Linked DNA regions of Mus musculus: all the other regions are linked to region 4. A link is a loop called in an ENCODE intact Hi-C map of the cell type or tissue named here. Cell type or tissue: heart. All regions are shown on one strand. Region 1 has its middle 8.4 kb from the start of Fam126a. Region 2 overlaps Fam126a (family with sequence similarity 126, member A). Region 3 has its middle 23 kb from the start of Fam126a. Region 4 has its middle 38 kb from the start of Gm42228.

Region 1 (5,000 bases), 150 kb after region 4:
GGCCAGCCATACAAATTAGAAACGATCTCTAGTCTTTCCCTGCTTTTCAGTCCTAGAGCTGGCCGTAGGGACATACTCTTACATTCCCTGTCTCATAGCAGACCCTTAGACCCCCATTTTGGAAGGATGTTGTCATACACCTGGGAGAAAAGAGTGCCGCCCAGAGACACCAAGAGGAATCTGAACAGACAGGCTTTGCTGGGTTCCCCCCTCTGTCTGTTAGCAGTAGACCATGCCTGTCCAGTCACACTTCTACATGCCATGACTTCAGTCCATGCTTCAGTCATGCTTACGCAACAGACTCCCATGAGAACCCAGAAGGGCAGGCTTCGGGAACGTCTGGACTGAACGTGTGGAGGCTTGCAGAAGTCTGAGAGAACTCATGCACCCAACTGCAAGGCACAGAGGCTCCTGCCCTGGAGACCAGAGACACCTCCCATCCAGGCTCGTGCATCTCTTTGTCTACCTGCTTATCTGTTTGGCTTTAAATATTCATAGGAAACTAGTAGGCATAGTAATATTAATGTTTCCCTGGGCTCTATGGGTCTTTTAAAGCAAATTAGTCAAACCTAGGAAGAGGTTATGAGAGCTCCAAATGTAAGTCTGATAATCAGAAATTTTGAAGGCCTGTATTTTTTCCTGGCATCTGAGCCTCTCAGCCTTAGGGAGGAAAAAAAAGTCAGAACTGAGGTATAGTAGAAAACGCTCATCTTGTATTTGTCACACAGCTGCTTGCTGGCTTGCTGGCGGGGAGAAGTCCTCACACATTTTGGGATCATGGGGGATGATCTGTGTCATGGGTGTGTAGAAGGAAAACCTGAGTTGTTCTGTCTCTTCAGATGGGTAAGCTAGATGGATCTCATTTTGCAAAGAGAATTTACTCTTCAATGTTCCTTATACATATTCCTAGAAATAATATCCCAGGGAAGAAGAAGAGAGCAAACTCCAAATCTTAAATGGAAAAGAAAAGACCAGTGCTAGGGTGCAACTCAGCGGCAGAGCATTTGTCTGGCACACGTAAAGCCCTGGGTTAAATCCCAGGGCAGTAAGCACTCTTAAGTTAAACTGTCATCATAGGAATTTGAAAGGGAAGAAATTACTTTCTCTTGTCTTTTAGGAAAGGAGTTCACCTCTGTCATACTTATTGATAAGCCATAAAGATACGTCTGAGAATTCAAATGACTCACTCCTCTCAAGTAACTGAAAATGAAAATACCCTTGTTATCTCCTAAGATATGATATTAGCCAGTGTCTCCCAAAAGAATTATTGTTGAAGGAGGACTATCATGTCTCTTTTGTAAGTTGTCTCTTTGGAAATATTTTGTGATCTAGTAAAAAGACATTTTCTTCATCACACTAGAAAGGTATGAAGCTTTATAATAACAGTTATAATAACTGTGACAATGTCACAGTTTCACAAGAAGACAAACCAGCATTGCACAAACATGGAGAAATCACAACCTTTGTTTCTTCATACGTTTTCATTTTACTAAGTGTTCTAAAAGATGTCTCATAAAAGATTTATTTTATTTTTAATTATGTGTATACATGCATGTATGTGTCTGTGTGTGGATATGGGCATGTGTGTGCAGGTGCCCATGGGGGCACTGAATGGCCCTGAAGCTGGAGTTAAAGGTTGCTGTGGGCAGCCTGTGGGTGTGGGAAATAGAACTCAGGTCCTCTGCAAGAGCAGTGTGCATTCTTAACCACTGAGCCATCTCTCCAGGTCACAATGTTAAGTTGTATAATCAAATAAGAGGAAGTACAAATTATTTTTTTTAAGATTAGGCAAAATCAGACTGTACATTGCTGGTTGTTAATTCTTCCTAAGTGAACTTCCATTAAACATTCTTCCTTTTTACTCTTAGCCAATGCATTATTCAAACTTCTCTAAAAGGCACTCCTCCAGCACTCCGGAGGCAGAGACAGAGGCGGGAGGATCTCTGTGAGTTCCAGGACAGCCAGAGCTACATACAGAGAAACCCTGCCAGAGAAGAGAAGAGAAGAGAAGAGAAGAGAAGAGAAGAGAGGAGAGGAGAGGAGAGGAGAGGAGAGGAGAGGAGAGGAGAGGAGAGGAGAGGAGAGGAGAGGAGAGGAGAGGAGAGGAGAGGAGAGGAGAGGAGAGGAGAGGAGAGGAGAGGAGAGGAGAGGAGAGGAGAGGAGAGGAGAGGAGAGGAGAGGAGAGGAGAGGAGAGGAGAGGAGAGGAGGGGAGGAACCAAGGAAGGTGCTCCTGAATCCTACAAAGAAGCTCCTGTTGGTGCATGCAACCAAAAGACCTCACTAGGGAATGTTCAGTATAGAACCGTGAGCCTGTCCATCAGTTTGCATTGCCAGATGAGATCCCAGGCAACAGAAAATATGCTGGTAAATGTGATAAACAATGACTGCCCCAGAGGAAGTTGAACTGTGGTTTGTCTTGAGTCCCCTGCAGTAATAAAATGCTTGGCCCACAGAGGAAGTTCAGAAACACAAATTAAAGGAGCACATAAAATGACGGCAAGCTTTCTTCCCCCGCCTCATTTTGGTTTATGGTTTCTTTTCAGATTTGCACACTTCTCTGCATAGCCACGGGGTACATGTTGGGAAATGGGAGGGGCCCCGTTTCCCACCACTCGCTCTGTTCACAAGAACAATATATTGCAATTATGTTTAGCTTCATATTTCGTTGGGTGCCACCTTAAATATCTCCAAAATACTTAAATAAATATTTCCCATGTATCAGAAAGCAGGAGTAGCAAGGAACACACATCTTTGGTTGCCTTGCTGAGCTCTTTTTAATGCCCAAAGCAACTGAATAAGACAGACACTGGAGGAAGGGTGGGTCATGAGCCCAGCTGCCCAGAGAGGGATGAACAGGATAGTGAGGAGAGGCACACCCCACAGCAGCTCTGGGTTTTAAAGGCCAAGGGAGTCCACCATATGAATAATACTTCCATGTTTTAATTCCGTTCTCATCTGCTTAGTCATCACCACACCCTAATACTTATGCCAAGGAAGTGTCCAAAACAGGGCAGAACATGGCTACAAAATCAGTTACAAAAGCCAGCTTCCGCTTCTCCTTCCACCTGTAAAAGTGACCCGGTTCATCATCACGTGATGTCTCTCAGCCTCTGTCCTGGCAAAGCCAAAGCACACACAATCTTTCACTTTCTCTTTTTACCCCAGCAGAGACATGGTCTGGCTAGCTACTCTGTGTTATTCGTAGGGTGTCATTCTTGAAACCTCTACCCCATAGGCTAGACCATGGCTCCAAGCCTTAAAGTCACCCAAAGATTTTGCTTATGCAGTGTTGGATTTTTTTAGCAAGATCATCTGCCAAAAACTTACAGGAGATTCAATGGTTATTCTTAAGAAAGAATATTGGAAAGAAAAGTGTAGAAATCTGCACTGGATGGGGCTAGAGAGCTCTGAGGACTGTGGACAAGAAGACATGACCCAAGACTGTGAAGAATGAGGGAGACCATTGAAGGAAAGCAGGTGAAACAAAGGATGGAGGTGCGGCAGGCTGTACGGAGCTGGGTTAGTCCCACCAGCTCTGCTACTGTAACATTCTACAGTAGAAATGCAGGGGCTGCAGATGTGGCTTAGTGGTCAAGAGCACCAACTGCTCTTCCGGGGGACCCAGGTTCAAGTTCTAGCACACACATGGCTGCTCACGACCTTCTATAACTCACGTTCTGAGCGATTTGACGCTCTCTTCTGGCTTCTGTAAGCACTACATGCATGTGGTCCGCAGACAAGCAAGCAAGTAAAACACCCATACACATAAAAACAGCAAAAACATCTTTAGAAAATAAGATAATTTTGAAATGCAGTAGTGTGCTGTTCCCTGACAGAGAACGTATTCCAAAACCTTGCCACAGAATGCCTGGGTATATGAGCCCAATATCAAACCCTATACATACTATGGGTTTCTCTCAATATATGTATACCCATGATGAAGTCTAGCTCATAAATTAGGCAAATTGAGAAATAGACAACAATAATCTAATAAAAATAATTTCAGTATATTCTGTAATTTTACTACCACCATCACTATGTTTATACATTGGGGATTATTAAGTAAAATGAATGGTGCTTGAACAAGGCTGTGATAGTGAGACAGTCCAGATTCTAAGACAGCTCTAGGGGCTAATGGGCAGGCAGCACACATGGTGCTGAACAAACAAATGCTTCCTGTTCTTGGTGGTAACCAGCAGACCAGCCTAAGATTTCACTGTGCTGTTCAGAGTGGCTCAACATTTAAAACTCATAGTGACTCATTTCTAGGATCCCCACTAATATTTTCATACTACTATGGACCATGGGCAACTGAAAAGTTAGGAAACAAAATCTTGGGTGAGGCAGGGGGACTACTGTACAACATATATGTTAAAAAAAGTAAAATACCAAAACTACAGTTTACTCAACAGTATCACTGGGGACACTCTGCAACCAAGTTAAAAACCATGCTGACCAACTGCGATCCCAGTTGGATCTATTGCCAACCACCGTCCCGTGTCACCGTCCCCAACCCCACCCCGCCAAATCACTTTAGTTTACCTCTACCTGTTCAATTTCATGAGGTGAAATCATATGGGACTTAGACTTTCAGCTCTGTCTTTGTCTCTCAATATTGTTTTTGCAGACTCCATATGCTTCCTGTAGCTCTGGTTGGTTCATGTCTATCCCTGCATACTGCTTTCCTATATGAATATGCTTTGGCTTCTTGGGCCATTTGAGGGGACATCTGTGTGACTTTTCATCCTTGGGGAAGGCACTGTGACAGAGAATGTCTTTGGGAGCATCCTGTGCACGCCTCTGGCTCACATGTACTTGCACTTTCCTGGTACACGGCTAAGAGTGGAAACACTGGCTGGGGGATCAGCACAATCTCTCCTTTACCGATTCTGCCAAATCACTTTCCAAACTGCTTGTACCTCTTACACACCCACAGTTGCTCCACATTCTTGCCAATATTTGAAGTATCAGTCTTTTAAATTCTAGCTATCCAAGTGGG
Region 2 (5,000 bases), 77 kb after region 4:
CTACACTTGTCTTGTTACTACAATTGTGACTACTGTTTGATAGACCCGACTGGCTGGTGCTAGACGCAGCCCTGGAATAAAATCCCTCGTCAACTTCAGTTATGTCCATCAGTTCTTCTTGACCTGTTAATTCTGTATCTCCTAAACAAAGAAATGACAAAGATTAATTAACATTAAATATCTTAAGTAACTTTTAAAAGAGTAATACCAAATCAATTACATTGCAATCAATACCTTAGTAGAATTTCTTAAAGCAATAGATTACAGAACAAAAATCAAAGGATAAGTTGAAATATTTTATAAATGTCAAAACACATTCATTGTAATTAAATGACAGCGATTTAGAATATATTAAACCACAAGCATGCTGTAAACTACCCCACTACAGTTTTATGAAGAGTTCTCCTATATGCATGCAAAGAGCAGAAGCAATTAGAAAGGTCAGACATTAAATGCTGGTGATGACCTCTGTATCGTAGCTCCTACTAATAAACTTAAGTTAAAACAGAAATATATGCAGAGAGGTTTTTTTAGGAAGGTTGTGTTCTCCATTCTAGATACTCTTAGTGTGTGTATATATATATATATATACATATACATACATATATACACTGTAACTATCACAAGCTCAAAACTTGTTAAAAGTCTATATACATTACCCTTCATATTTAAGAAATGGAAAAATCATTTTAGTTCCAAAACTTAAGCAGAAAATTACTTCAGAAGCAAATTTCTGCCTCCGTTTCTCTAACAAATTCCTGCTACTACATAGGGTGACCATTCTGAAGAGCATTAAAGGTCGTCGAGAAATTACGATGCAAATTCATGCACTTTATCAGATGACATGCAAATCGTCTGTGACTGTGCAACTGTCGAGCGCGCACATAGCATGCACGGTGCCCCTGCCTCAAGGTACCTTGGGCTGCGGCTACAAAGCGTCTGCTAAAACTGCACTCTGCCAGCTGTGGACATTCCATCCTCCATCATTTTTCTTACAGATTTTTGCCTCCTGAGTTCGGGCAAGCCTCTGCTCTCACTCCTAGGGTCTGTGGCTGTTTCCTGCACACCCTGCATATGCTGGGCGTCAATGTCTCCTAGAGCTCTGCCTTTTTCCCCATTCCCGGTCCTCTCTCCGGACACATGTGTGACACTAATCTCAGGAATGACAAGGATGCCCGCTTCAGCAGCAGCAGCACAGCTGCTCTCAGGTTGCTCTAGGATTGAAGATGATCAGACAAAATGATGGCTGAAGACAGAACAAAAGAAAATGCCAACCAAACAGCAAAACAAAACAAAAAACCAAAGAGAACAAAACTGGATGATTGAATGGTATAACTTAAGGCAAACACGCACACTGTCAGTCCCTTCATTTACAATCCTGCGGCAGCACAGGAGCCCAGTGAGCATCAGTTCACTTTCTGTATTTTCACACACATTTTACATGGAATATGAAACACATTTTTTTCACAAAGGAAAACAGAATGCCTTTTAAAAATATTGTGACCAACTAAGTTTACATAAACTTTAGGTAAAAGCTCCCAAATTATAGGCAAAAACTCTGTCTCTTGTCAACAATGATAACCAAAGTAATTAGAAAGTCCCCTTTGTACACTTCAAATCTTATTTTTTATTAGACTACATCCAGTCTGACTTAATAATCAACCATGATAATTAAGGTACTGCTTATTCAATCATGCCTTGGTGCTTAGCAACCCTTCTTGTCTCACACACTCAGAATCTCAAATATCAGTAACATTTATGTGCTTAAGGTAGAATTAAGCAGTCCATTTCTTCAGGTTCCTATTGAGACTATACATTTTGATGTGCTACAATGAAGAAAAATGAAAACAAGATATGAAAAGCCAACTGGTTCTCAGTTTACCCTGAAAACAGCCTCAGTAATTCAAACAAATGAACAAAACTCATAACTAGTAAATATCTATCAAGATAACTTTATTCTGTGCCTTAAATATAAAAGGTTTTAAAGATCTTAAGTAAATATCTATAATAAGTAGTAAAAATAACATAAATATGTGAAAAATAGACCAGTGGTGAAATTTAAACTCCATAACAACAGACAAAACAACCAAAACCAAGAACACTGTATACCCATTAAGATGTAGCACACAAATCTGTTGAGAAGAATGATTTTGTTTGCGGAGCTAGAATCGTCAAAGCCTTATGAATTTTGCTGAAGTCTGCTAAACAGCATGCCACAGTAAAAGAACAGAGGCCACAGCTGCACGATCCAGGGAGGCCGAGCTTCACTGACATCTGCCATCCTGGAGCCTTCCAGGTGCCCATTTTCACCACAGCAACCTGATTCATCCATAGGATGAAGTAGTTTGGGCACTACACATCTTGAGCTCCCAGGTGACTAGCATGCAGCTGTTTAGAAATCAACGCTCTGCTCTGAATCCTTCACAGTTTGAAAGTGGATTCCCACCCGGGCCCTGCCTGCCACGGCTAGCCACAGGGAACACTTTCCATCTCCTTGAAGCTCCTGTTGCCCCGCATCCATGATCCTAGCCTGATCATGTCTGATTTGCCTCACATACCAAGTTCCCCATTCTCAGGCAGGCTGAGGCTAGTGGGCTTTGGAACCCCGCTGTTCCTGTGTGTGGAACCAGCTAAGCCTACCCCCACTTTCCAACAGCTATTTTCAAAAGTAAGGGCAAATCGGTTCTTATCATGGTGTGTGGCAGAGGTTATAGCAACACAGAGTAGTCACCATGACACTGTTGGGTGGCAGCCAAGACTCGTTCACTTATACTGTAGAAACCACGTCAAGAAAGAAAATTACAAAGACATTCAGTTCAGAGGGAGAATAAAAAATGTTGGCAGTTACCAGGGCATAAAAACAAAAACAACAACAAAACAAATAAAAACCAACCAACCAACCAACCAAAAAAAATCTCCAAAAGTAACTAATATTTAAGCTTTATAAAAAAAAATTTTTTTAAGATACATATAGGTGTTCTAACAGAATAAGGGATACTCAACAGCACTTTTTTTTAAAGCACATTCTTACATATTACTCTATAATATTCTCAAAACAACATGGTAGTGAGACTCTGAAGTGGACCATTTAATTAATCCCCATTTGCTAAGAGGAAACTGCAGTTCAGAAAGCACTAGGTAAAGAAATGAGACTTTTAGTTTCAAATGTCCATCCATCCACACAGTGAATTCTAACTCAATTTGTCAGAACCAGCCTGACGCAAACATTCTCTAACATCTCCCAACAATGTTTAATTTATCTGTCTAGATTCTTGGTCACTTCAAAGAAGGCAAATAATTTACTGTGGCTGAATAAAGAGTCACAGTAAAAACACTCTAGAAGAATACCTGAAGAATTTATAACTCAAGGTCAGTTTGTTTTTATTTTTAATTGGTTTTATTTGTGAAAACATGCTGATGGAAGTTAATGGTTTAAAAATGTTGATTCGCCAATAGAAATTTGCAGGGAGTCAGAAATGGAAGAAGGGTATTTGTAAAGCGAAGCTAGCAGATGAATTGTTAGTCACTCTCAGGACAGAGGTCAGGGGCTGAGCAGAGAGGAAATCATGAAATTAAATGTAACAATAACCTCCAATTAAATTAAATGTGGTTGTTCTAAGGGAACTGAAATGTCTGCGTACTCAGTAAACTAAACAAAAAGAAAAACATGTTATTCTGGAAACAGCAAGAAAGAAAAGACAACTCTTAGGAAGATTAGACAGTGGAGAAACATGATTATATAACCCAAGTATTTAGTACATAATCCTTTCCTTAATGTCTCTTCAGCATTTTCTACTGTGAGACTCTTGTGCCTGAGTCCCTTGTTCCCCAGCGTGTTGGACTGGCCTCCTGGGCTTCCCCAATAGCTGGAAGGCACATCTTACTTCCTCAGAAACCTCGTCAATGAAGACTTCCCTGTCGCCCCATCAAAAGTCTCAACATCCCTACATTTCATATGCCTTCTCTTCTATTCTGTTTCTTTAAAAATCACTTATAACAAGCTACAGTTACCTTGTCTACCTAGTTGTATATTCTACACAGATTAAGTGTTATTTGGCCACTGTTAAATGCCTAATACAAGCTTAGCAGAGACTATTACTGGTTAGTGTCTTTTTTAAATTTTTAAAATGTTTATTCTGTATGTACAAGTATTTCTCATGTACACACACACACACACACACACACACACACACACACACACACACACACACACATATGCACTACCTTTGTGCCTAGTGCTGTGTGGGCTAGAAAAGGGCTTCCAATCCCCTGGAACTGGAGTTAAAAATGGTTGTACTCCCAACCACTGAGCCATCTCCTTAGCCCTAATAAATGTACTTCTTAATTAACTGAATGAATCTCTATTACACGATTATAAATTAAGATGAAAATATAGAACATAGGAAAAAGGTAAGCTTGGAAAATGTTTTTTCCTTTTAGTCAGTCAAGTAACTCACAGCTTAAGATAATAAATATTTTTAGGTGGTAAAAAGAACAAAAGTTTGCCGGGCGTGGTTGCACACGCCTTTAATCCCAGCACTTGGGAGGAAGAGGCAGGCGGATTTCTGAGTTCGAGTCTAGCCTGGTCTACAAAGTGAGTTCCAGGACAGCCAGGGCTATACAGAGAAACCCTGTCTCGAAAACCAAAAACCAAAAACCAAAAACCAAAAACCAAACAAACAAAAGAACAAAAGTTCATTGTTTCAGAAAAATGACATAGGCATTTCTAAATGTAGGTTTGTTACAATGCTTAGGAATATCAAAAATCTTTTATAAACTAGTTCATTTTTATTATGTTATACAAAAAAACTGACATTTATAACTAGAGAGAGATAATTCTTTCTTTAAGAAAATTATATAGAAGATGTTTTAAGGGAATATAAATTATATAACAAAAGAGTTGCTTTTCCTTGGAACTCAAAAATGTATGCAAAAGACATTATGATAAATTTATATCCATAAAAAGAAATATTTACAATTGATTTCAAATAATTTGAAAA
Region 3 (5,000 bases), 160 kb after region 4:
AGACTCCATTTTAGAGAACCTGACCTAAGTGTGAACTCAGGTAAACTATCAGGCTGGTATCTAGCATTAGTTTCTAAGTTGCCCTCCAACAAAACCTGAGCTTAGCTCCAGTCTCTAGGCCCTCCAACAAGACCGGTGTCTCCAGGTTATTCCCCCAACAAACCTGCACCCCAGGTTACAAGCCCACCTTCTACCTAACGACCATCAATGCAGAAGGGAGCGGAAGTTAAGTTTATGACATGACGCCCAGCACCAGCCAATCATGTTAAAGGCCACAAGAGCTTCCAATTAGATGCTTGCTCAGGTACTTCCTGCTTGCTGCTTACTATAAAACCTTGCCTCATAGACATTCGGGGCTCCACCACCACCAAAACCGTCCTGCATGACAGCAGGCGGGGCACTGGGGTGGGTGGGGTGTGCGAGCTAGCTCGAATAGAATAAAGCCTCTGCTGTGAGTTGCATCAGATCCGCTCCTGTGTGTGTTTGGGGGATCACTAACATTTCCCTGGCTTGACACACAGTTGCTGCTTGTTCCCTCCCTGCCTGCCGCCCTGTGGAGAGTATTATCTGTGAGTGAAGGGGGAATATTTTGGAAATTTTATTTATCTCCCCAGTTAAGTATTTTCACTTGTAAGTGACCTTGTAAAGTACAACCAGAAATAGGAAAAAATAAAACAAATCTGCCTGTGGCCTTTTCCAGACCTAAAACGCAGACAAGGACAACTCTGGAAGCTCTTGTCCTTCTCCCCATGTCTGTCCCTTCTCAACCATTTCATCCCACCGTCTTCATCCAGGAGCTTTGAACCTCTCCCGACCCCTGCTATACCTTTGCCCATGTGGATCAGCTGATCCTCCAGAGCAGCGGGACAAACTGCTGTGGTTTCCCTGAACACTGCTGGCTCTGAGCAACCATAGTAAGGAGGGAGGTTTTTACCACTAAGCTCAGCAGAGTGAAACTGTGGCTTCATGGTTCACTCCGCGGCTTATGAAGAACTGTTTAGGACATTTTTTTCTGTCTCTTTATCATCTTTAACAGTGAGAAATGACAGCATTAGGAAGCATTCACTTTAAACTCTTGGACAGAAGTTCCTAGGTTTGCTTTGAGTTTTAATGTTATAGTTGGTAGTAGGTTATTTAATTTTGTCATCTTGAAGACTAACAGGTACTTTGGAGAAAGTTTATAATAAATAGCTTCTGAAGTTATTTGATGTTCTCTCTCTCTCTCTCTCTCTCTTTTTTTTAACTTTATTTGAGCACAGTGGATGTTTATGGTTTTGTGCTTTATGGGGCTGAGGCCAAAGGCCCTTACAGACAGTTTTTGAAGCAAATATTTGCCATCCACTTAGAGAACGACTCTATAAAATGTTCTTTATTGTAATTGAGATGCTCTACCAATCACAACACTGAATGTATATTATTGCATTTCTGATTCATTGAGAAAACACAAAATAATAAAAGTTTGGTTTATTCCTTCTCTACCACAATGTCAGGAATACCCATGGCAATTTATATTGTTCTTCACGAGCAAAGGAGATTATAAAATTAAGAAAAACATCCTAAATCCCATTTATTTGTGGTCATTATTAATCACTATACTTGAGCTGTTATACATAATTATAATGTATAATTATTCTAACTGCTGCATGAATATATTTTTGATTACTAGAGCGAATGCTGGCTTAATGCCAAGGACCTTGACATTCCATGGGCTGAAGGCCAAGGACACCAGCGGTTTGTTTTGTTCTGTTTTTCAAGACTTCCCCGGAGACTGCACTGAATAGATTCTACTGACCACAAATGAATGTTATATTTTTAACCTCCCTGGAAAGATATGAATATTTCTAGTAACAGGAGTCAAATTACAGACGAGCTCAAGGGCCCTGCTGCCCGTCCCATGATCCCTCGTTAGCTTCCCCTTAAACAAGCATTTGCATACGTGTGGGTATCAGAGCTCTTGGTAAAATTAACTTAGTAAACTAAAGATGTGGAGCAAAGCAGAAACATAGCTGCTAAGGGTCTCTGGAAAGACAAAAGGAAAGAAGGGCGTCACCCACCATGAGCTGGAAGGAAGGAGAAAGACCTGAGGCAGCATCACTCACTTCAAGCCTTGCAACACCATCAGACTAGAGTCTAGATATGTACTCTAAGTATTTCTGTTATAGGAAATATTAAACGAAATATGTACAACACTTAGATTTCTTATTCTGTAGCATTCTAATTATTCAGGTCTATATGCAAATTCTGTATTCATTTGATCCTTTAGCTTGTAAGCAGTCAGCAAAGGATACTGAACAAACCTGCTTAGTCATGGTGCTCAAATGCTGCAACCTTTGCATACATGTTCATGAAATGGCATTGAGATTGACTCCTGCCATAGTGCCCTGGTGGCATAGTCACTTGTTAGTTTATCTACAATTTGTTACTGAAGGGTTACTAGCTCCTGTGGCCCTGAGTGTAGTTATAGATGTTACCAGTGAAACATTTTCCTCCTTCTGTCTTCTCAAGGGAGAGAGCACAGCTAAGAGACACACACAGTCTAAGTGGAGTTTACTTAGCAATGCAAAGGGTATACACTCTGGAGAGAGAAAGCGCAGCAGGTACACCCAAAGGGGGCAGTCGGTAGCCCTCTGGTTCTTTGTGGTGGATTTTTAAGACGTTGTTGTGAATGTTCATGAGACGTGCAGAATATTTATGTAGGAAGGTGGTCCTTTTTCCTTCCCCACACTATGATGGACAGATCTCTCTCTACTAGGATATTTCTTCCCATGATTTTCTTAGAAAGGGAGGAGGTCAAGACCTCAATGTAAATATGGAAACTATATCATAATGAATTCCAGGTCTTTTGCTAGTGCATGTGTGTGCCAATTTCTGGGTTTCTAATACAATAGAAAGAATATAACTGGGCTGGAGAGATGGCTCGGTGGTTAAGAGAACCAACGGCTCTTCTGAAGGTCCTGAGTTCAAATCCTAGCAACCACATGGTGGCTCACAACCATCCGTAAAAAGATCTGCTGCCCTCTTCTGGGGTATCTGAAAACAGCTACAGTGTACCATATAATAAATAAATAAAGAAAATTTAAAAAAAAGAATATAACTGCAACATCAGAAATGCTTAACAGCCAAAGGGCTTTCAGAGGATGTAGAGACACAATTACCAACACACAAAATACAGCTACAGTTTTCTTAGTTCCCTCAAGCTTAATTTGCTGTGTAGATAGTCCAACATAAACCAAACAAGATTTTTAAGTAAGTTAAACATCAAACAAAAGTAAAACAGAAAGAAAATTGGTTCTACTCATCCTTATTCAAGCAACAAACTGAATAAAATAATGTATAAGAGATGGGTGGATAGCTCCATCCATACGTAAAGTGTCTTGCAGACACACGGACTTCAGTTCAAACCCTAGAATCCACAGTAAAAAACAAAACCAGGTGTAGTGGTACATGCTTGTAATCCAAGAGCTGGAGAAGCAGAGACAAATGGTTTCTGGTGTTTGATATTCAGTCAGCCTGGCCTTCTTAGAGTTTACATCCAATGAGACACTCAGTCTGAAAAACAAGGTCAATGGCCCCTGAGGAATGACACCTAAGGCTGTCATTTGGTCTCCACGCACACACATGAACATATGCTCACATGCACATACATATATACATAAATAACATATAAAGAAACACATAAACATAACACATAAAGAAAGTAAAATATGAATATGGATGAAATGTTAAGAAATGTATAGCCTATTTATTTTATTGCAATAATAGTATTATAGTTAGTCACTGTGTTAGAATGTTGAAATGAAGTGACAAGATAACCTGATAACTTAAGTGAGAAAGATGTGTTTTAATTTAGTAAGAGGTTTCAGAGGTTTCAGCCCATGTTGCTTCTAGATCTGTAGTGAGGTAGAATCTTAAAACAGAAGGAACATGAACTCCCCAGGACAGCCAGAAAGCAGAAAAGAGACAGACAGGAAGGGACCAGTAAAAGTACATATTTTAAAGACATACCGTTAAATAACATCCTATGTCCAACAAGGTTCTACCTAATTTCTATCACTTCCCATCAAATTGTGAATTTGCCGATAATGAAGTCAGACCCTCCATTAGCCAGTCATTTCCCAAAAGCCCACTTCCAAACTCTGCTGCAAGGGAAACAAGGTTTAAATGGCACTGGAGAAACACTTTAATACCCAGCTGTGATGGCTAGCTTTAGTTTTCAATTTGATATAATTCAGAAATCAGCTGGGAAGAGAGTCTCAGTGAGGGATTGTCTACACTGAGTTGGCCTGTGGGCATGTCTATGGGGGACTGTCTCAACAAAGTTAATTGATATGGAAACCTCAGCCCACTGTAGGGGGCACCTAGGCAAGGGGTTCTGAACTGCATATGCATGAGTGTTTTGCCTGTGTGTATGTATATACACCGAGTTCATGCCTAGTAACCTAGAAGGTCAGGGAGGGTGTTAGGATCTCTGATACTGAAGTTATGATTGGTTGTAAGCCACTATGTGGATGCTAGGAATTGAATCCAAGCCCTTCAGAGAAACAGCAAGTACTCTAAACAGATAAGCCATCACTTGTGGCCTTCTTTTGATCAGAGTATTTTATAACAATAAAGTAAATGAAACTAGGATGCCAACTATGACAAATATTTTTGTTTGTCTAGAACATTTACCTTTTGAAAGTACATATTTTTTTCAAATGAAGTAACATCATATCTATTTCTACTGCAAAATAGATGAGTAGAAGGAGGAGATGTTAAAGAAATAGTAAGCCAGTAAAAAGGGAATAAGATTGAATGAATTAGTCATTGAAGATAAATGAGGGATATATAGGCTTCATTACATCACATTGCTTTCCCTTTTGTTTATATTTAAATTTTCCAGTAATTTCTATTTATTTTTCTAGGTATGTCTTTAGCCAGAGTGATGAATGAAAATTTCAAAGGCTTTGGAGTCAAGTAAAACAATTACAAAACTTGTTCTTTTCACAAACTAGTTAATA
Region 4 (5,000 bases):
CTGGAGAGATGTCTCAGTGGTTAAGAGACACTGACTGCGCTTCTAGAGGTCCAGAGTTCAATTCCCAGCCACATGGTGGCTCACAACCATCTGTAATGGGATCTGATGACCTCTTCTGGTGTGTCTGTGAGTACAGCTGCAATGTACTCATTAAAAAAAAAGTAAGAAAGGGGCCAGACATGATGTTTCATGACTGTTATTTCATTTATTTTTAAGAGGCAGAGGCAAGAAGATTGTGAATTCATGGCCAGCCTGGGCTACATAGAGAGAGCTGAAAGCCTGACACGAGAAAAAAATGAAAAAGAAAGAAAGAGAGAGAGAGAGAGAGAGAGAGAGAGAGAGAGAAAGAGAGAGAGAAGATGAGCTGCAAATGAACCTCAAAGAGAGCAAAGGAAACAAGTTAAATAAAAGTAAGAAATAGAAGAGCCAGAGGCTGGGACGGCTGCTCCGTGGCAGAGCAGTTGCCTTGAGAAAGTGGGGCAGTGGCAGTGTGCTTTCTGTCTCAAGCACAGAAAGGAAGAAGCAAGCAAGAGAGAGGAGAGAGGAAAGGAAAGGAAGAAAGGAAAGGGTGTGTGTGAGAGAGAAGGAGTCAGGGAGGGAGAGCCAAACTGGAAATATAATGAAAATGAGGACACACAAAAGAGAGGGTATGAAGCTGGGAGTGGGGAGCAGAAGCAGATCTGGGAGAAGTCAAGGGGAGATCTGGTGGCAAACACCAAAACATGTGGCATGACATTCTCAAAGAATTAATAAAAAATTTAAAATAAATTAATTTTAAAAGCCAATGGAGCCAAAGCTGGTTTTTGGGAAACACTTATAAAGTGAATTACTCTATTTTAGACATGGAAATTTACACAGTAATGAAATGTTTCAGGGCTGCTTCTAACAATGTAATTATCATGAACATGATAGTAAGAAAAAGAAGATAGAATGTATACCATAGAAGTCCATCTATATAAACTTCAGAGACTAAATGACTACACCACTGAGGATTGTCAACAGCAGAGCTACACTGGAGTAAAGAAAAATCAGAAATGAGAGATAGGAAGGATGGGTGCCATGAGGCTCACAGCTAGTCCTCCAGGGTGAGGTGCTCACAGCTAGTCCTCCAGGGTGAGTTGCTCACAGCTAGTCTTCCAGGGTGAGGTGCTCACAGCCAGTCCTCCATGGTGAGGCATTCACAGCTAGTCCTCCAGGGTGAGGCACTCACAGCCAGTCCTCCAGGGTGAGGCGCTCACAGCCAGTCCTCCAGGGTGAGGTGCTCACAGCCAGTCCTCCAGGGTGAGGTGTTCACTGCTAGTCTTCCAGGGTGAGGTGCTCACAGCTAGTCCTCCAGGGTGAGGCGCTCACAGCTAGTCCTCAAGGGTGCGGACAGTGTGGCTGAGAGTGGTCCCTGAGAGGTGGCTTCAGAGCCGGCTGTGCCCTTATTCCCTGGGGTTCCACATTACCATATATATATAAAATCATGCTTTATAATATGTTTTGTTCATTTTCTTGTATTCATTCTACAGTTGGTCATTGAAAACATATCCCCTCTTCTCTTTTTCTTGTTTGCTTGTTTTTGCTGTTTTTTTTTTTTTCCGAGACAGGTTTCTTCTGTGTAATAGCACTGGCTGTCCTAGAATTCACTCTGTAGACCAGGCTGGTTTCAAACTCTCAGAGATCCTTGTGCCTCTGCCTCCCAAGTGCTGAGATTAAAGGTGTGCACTACTATACCTGTCTCATTTAAAACAAACACCTATATTTTGCATGCTCTACTTTGGGACATTCCATCATCTTTAATGTAAGTTTTCTTAACAATATAAAAACATTAACTTCATAATTCATATTACCCATATTGATAAGGCACAGCCAACATAAAATCTTGGACTCATGAGGTAGATCAAAGTTGCTTTTAAAACATAGACATCCAAATCATTATAATTATTAAATCCAAATTGAGCATATATTCAAAGCAGATTCTCCAGTAACTGAGAAAGTAGTGTTGCTTAGCATTAATATACTTTCAGAAACTAGCCTAGGCTAAATAAAAATGCAGGCAACAGAAAATATATACAATATATACAAATTAGGGAATTCCCAGATTCTTTTTCCATTGGCTTAAAGTAGTTGTCTCTTATTGTTCCGGGTGAAAATTTAGCGATGTCCCCTTTCTCAAGTGCAGAGAGCCAGTTACTCCATACTTTAAAAGACATGGCCTATTGGATAATGGAAAAGCTTAGTAGCTCCAGCCAGCCCAGTCTGGGGAGGTAGGACAGGCACCTTCAGTGGACTTATTCCTCAACAGTTCAGAGAGCATGTAGGAGTTGAGCTAGGAACAGAGCTGGGCTGGACCTGGCTCTCTGGGTGGGAAGAAGACGGAGGCACAAGAGAATCTCCAGGTTAGGGGGTGAAGTGCAAATTATGGATGATGGGAACCGGGTGTTTCCCATTCTCTGGATTTCCCACACCCGGGGGGGGGGGGGCTGAGGCAGAAGACTTGGTCTAAGGAAGAAAGGAAGAAAGACACAGGGAAACAGAAGGGGGCGCCCTTGTCTCTCTGGGATTAGAGCAGTAGTCCCTCCCTCATCCTCACTTAACTGCAGCACACGTTTGGTCCTTCTCCATCATCGCAGCCAGGGTGGTGGAAAGCAGGCCACAGAGCTCCTCTGCTCGATCCTCCAATATTTACATCTTACCCAGAAAACCCTGAAGTCCTCACAATAGTTTAAAGTGTTCCGTGTCCGACTCCGCTCATCCTTCACTACACCATTCTGTGTGATGACTTTTCAGATGCAGGAACATCATTCCTGCCCTTGTCTCTTCCACTTGCTCTTTCCTCTGTCTGGAATTCTCGACTCCAGCAGCCCTAATGGTCATCTTCCCGGAAGGTCATCTCCACCTGCTCAGGATTCAGGAGCTGGGCACGGCAGCCTGGGTCTATAGTTCTGACTACTTGGGAGCCTGAGGCAGGAAGATTGTTTGAAAATCATTTGAGTCTTCAAGTTTGAGACCAACCTAAGCTACAAGGACACTTGATGCTCCCAAAAAAGAGAGAAGGGAAAAACAAAAAAGAAAGGGAAGAGAAGGGAAAGGAAAGGAAAAATATTTTCTACTCAAATACTAACCAGTGGAAATTTCTGAAATGGCGGGAATGTGGTCCTGTGGAGTGGTAGGAAAGCACTGCATGGCTGTGAGGAGAGGAAATGAGGTGTGATAAGGAAATGAGGGTTATCACACGAGCTTAGCATGGAGCTCATGGGGAGGTTGGAGGACAGACAACCCGTGGAGTCAGTTTTGTCTTCCAGGTTTATGTGGATTCCAGATATCTGACTCAGAAGTCCAGCTATACCGAGAGACTTCACCACCCTTGAAACCCCCTTGCTTTCTCTCTTGCTTTCTCATTCTCTGTCTCTCTCTGTCTCTGTTTCTCTCTGTGTGTCTCTGCCTCTGTGTCTCTCTCTGTCTTTCTGTTTCTGTCTCTGTCTGTTTCTGTTTCTCTCTCTCTTCCTCTCTCTTCCTTTCTCTCTCTCTCTCTCTCTCTCTCTCTCTCTCTCTCTCTCTCTCTCTCTCTCTCTCTCTCTCTCTCTCTCTCTCTCTCTCTTCTTTCAAGACAGGTTTTCTCTGTGTAGTCCTGGCTATCCTGGAACTGATTTTGTACAGCAGACTGGCCTCAAACTCAGAGATTTGTCTGCCTCTGCCTCCTGACAGCTGATAAAGGCGTGCACTGCCATGCTTGGTTTGAATTTTTCATTTTAACAGAACTTCTATGTTCTAGCTGCAGCACCTACACACTTGTCATCTCCTTTGCTAGTAGTTCCTTACCATCTGTCGGTAATATACTACATAATTCTATATATACTACACTCCACTACTACTACTACACTATACTACCCTACACTACACTACACTACACTACACTATACTATGTAAATTAATCCTGGGTCATATTTATTGTTTGCTCTTCTTGCTACAAGGCAAGCTCCCCAAGGAGAAAAGTTCAGAGACAAGTTCTCAGTACCTAGGACAGATTCTGGCACATGGCCTATACTTGAAGGGGAATTTGTTTAGTGAATGAACAAACTATGGTGAGACCTGTACACTTTGTTGTGACCCAAGTCGGCTCTTGGCTAACTAGCTCTGAAGCTCCTCTTCTGCCTGGCTGGTCTTACTTTCTTCCAGCCCCTTGTTGTGACATGTCCATTCTTTCTCATGTGTTCTTTTGGGTTTCTCCATGATGAACTCCCTGCCGTCACACCCTGGCCTCTCCATCACACCACCCTGGCCTCTCCATCACACCACCCTGGCTTCTCCATCACACCACCCTGGCCTCTCCATCACACCACCCTGGCCTCTCCATCACACCACCCTGGCCTCTCCATCACACCACCCTGGCCTCTCCATCACACCAACCTGGCCTCTCCATCACACCACCCTGGCCTCTCCATCACACCACCTTGGCCTCTCCATCACACCACCCTGGCCTCTCCATCACACCACCTTGGCCTCTCCATCACACCACCCTGGCCTCTCCATCGCACCACCCTGGCTTCTCCATCACCACCCTGGCCTCTGGGTTTGACTCACTTGAGACTTGAGCACCAGCCTCTATTCATTGGGTTTCTTTTTTTTTTTTAAAGATTTATTTATTTATTTATTATATGTAAGTACACTATAGCTGTCTTCAGACGCACCAGATCTCATTATGGGTGGTTGTGAGCCACCATGTGGTTGCTGGGATTTGAACTTCGGACCTTCAGAAGAGCAGTCGGGTGCTCTTACCCACTGAGCCATCTCACCAGCCCCTCATTGGGTTTCTTACTCACAATTCAGACAGCAAATGGCCGAGGGCAGGAGCAGCCTGGAGTCCTGTCAGCTGGTTTTATTTGTTCTTCCAGAGAACAGCACAGCACTGCACGACAGTGCTCAGCTACAGACCAAGACAGACCTCAGGTGAACCCTGCATACTAGGCCATCAGGCAAAAGCTGGGAGACAAAGGCCATCTGCCTGCTCCACAGGA

The links. A loop is a pair of places that touch in the nucleus more often than their neighbours do. Peaks named below come from ENCODE experiments on the same cell type or tissue, not always from the same donor. Only the 100,000 strongest peaks of a DNase experiment are listed, where the experiment ranks them.
Region 1: it touches region 4 in a loop (2.3-fold over the local background); 2 of 42 quality-filtered maps call a loop at or near these places.
Region 2: it touches region 4 in a loop (1.8-fold over the local background); 6 of 42 quality-filtered maps call a loop at or near these places.
Region 3: a loop joins it to region 4, with 5 times the contacts of the local background. A loop is called at or near these places in 9 of 42 quality-filtered maps.

The regions. Positions count from the first base shown.
Region 1 is chr5:24,036,604-24,041,603 of GRCm38, forward strand. No RefSeq gene overlaps it. Among named protein-coding and RNA genes, the nearest start is that of Fam126a, 8.4 kb to the left of the region's middle. In heart, no CTCF peak of the experiment used is centred here; DNase peaks (open chromatin) are centred at 358 and 3,048.
Region 2 is chr5:23,965,218-23,970,217 of GRCm38, forward strand. Fam126a (family with sequence similarity 126, member A) reads right to left here. Exons shown (of 11, transcript NM_053090.3): 11 at 1-141. Among named protein-coding and RNA genes, the nearest start is that of Fam126a, 63 kb to the right of the region's middle. In heart, no CTCF peak of the experiment used is centred here; no DNase peak of the experiment used is centred here; H3K27ac peaks cover 257 bases.
Region 3 is chr5:24,051,619-24,056,618 of GRCm38, forward strand. No RefSeq gene overlaps it. Among named protein-coding and RNA genes, the nearest start is that of Fam126a, 23 kb to the left of the region's middle. In heart, a CTCF peak has its summit at 3,025 (motif pointing left); a DNase peak (open chromatin) is centred at 1,843; H3K27ac peaks cover 1,149 bases.
Region 4 is chr5:23,888,398-23,893,397 of GRCm38, forward strand. It overlaps the pseudogene Gm9534. Among named protein-coding and RNA genes, the nearest start is that of Gm42228, 38 kb to the left of the region's middle. In heart, a CTCF peak has its summit at 2,533 (motif pointing right); a DNase peak (open chromatin) is centred at 2,524; H3K27me3 peaks cover 288 bases.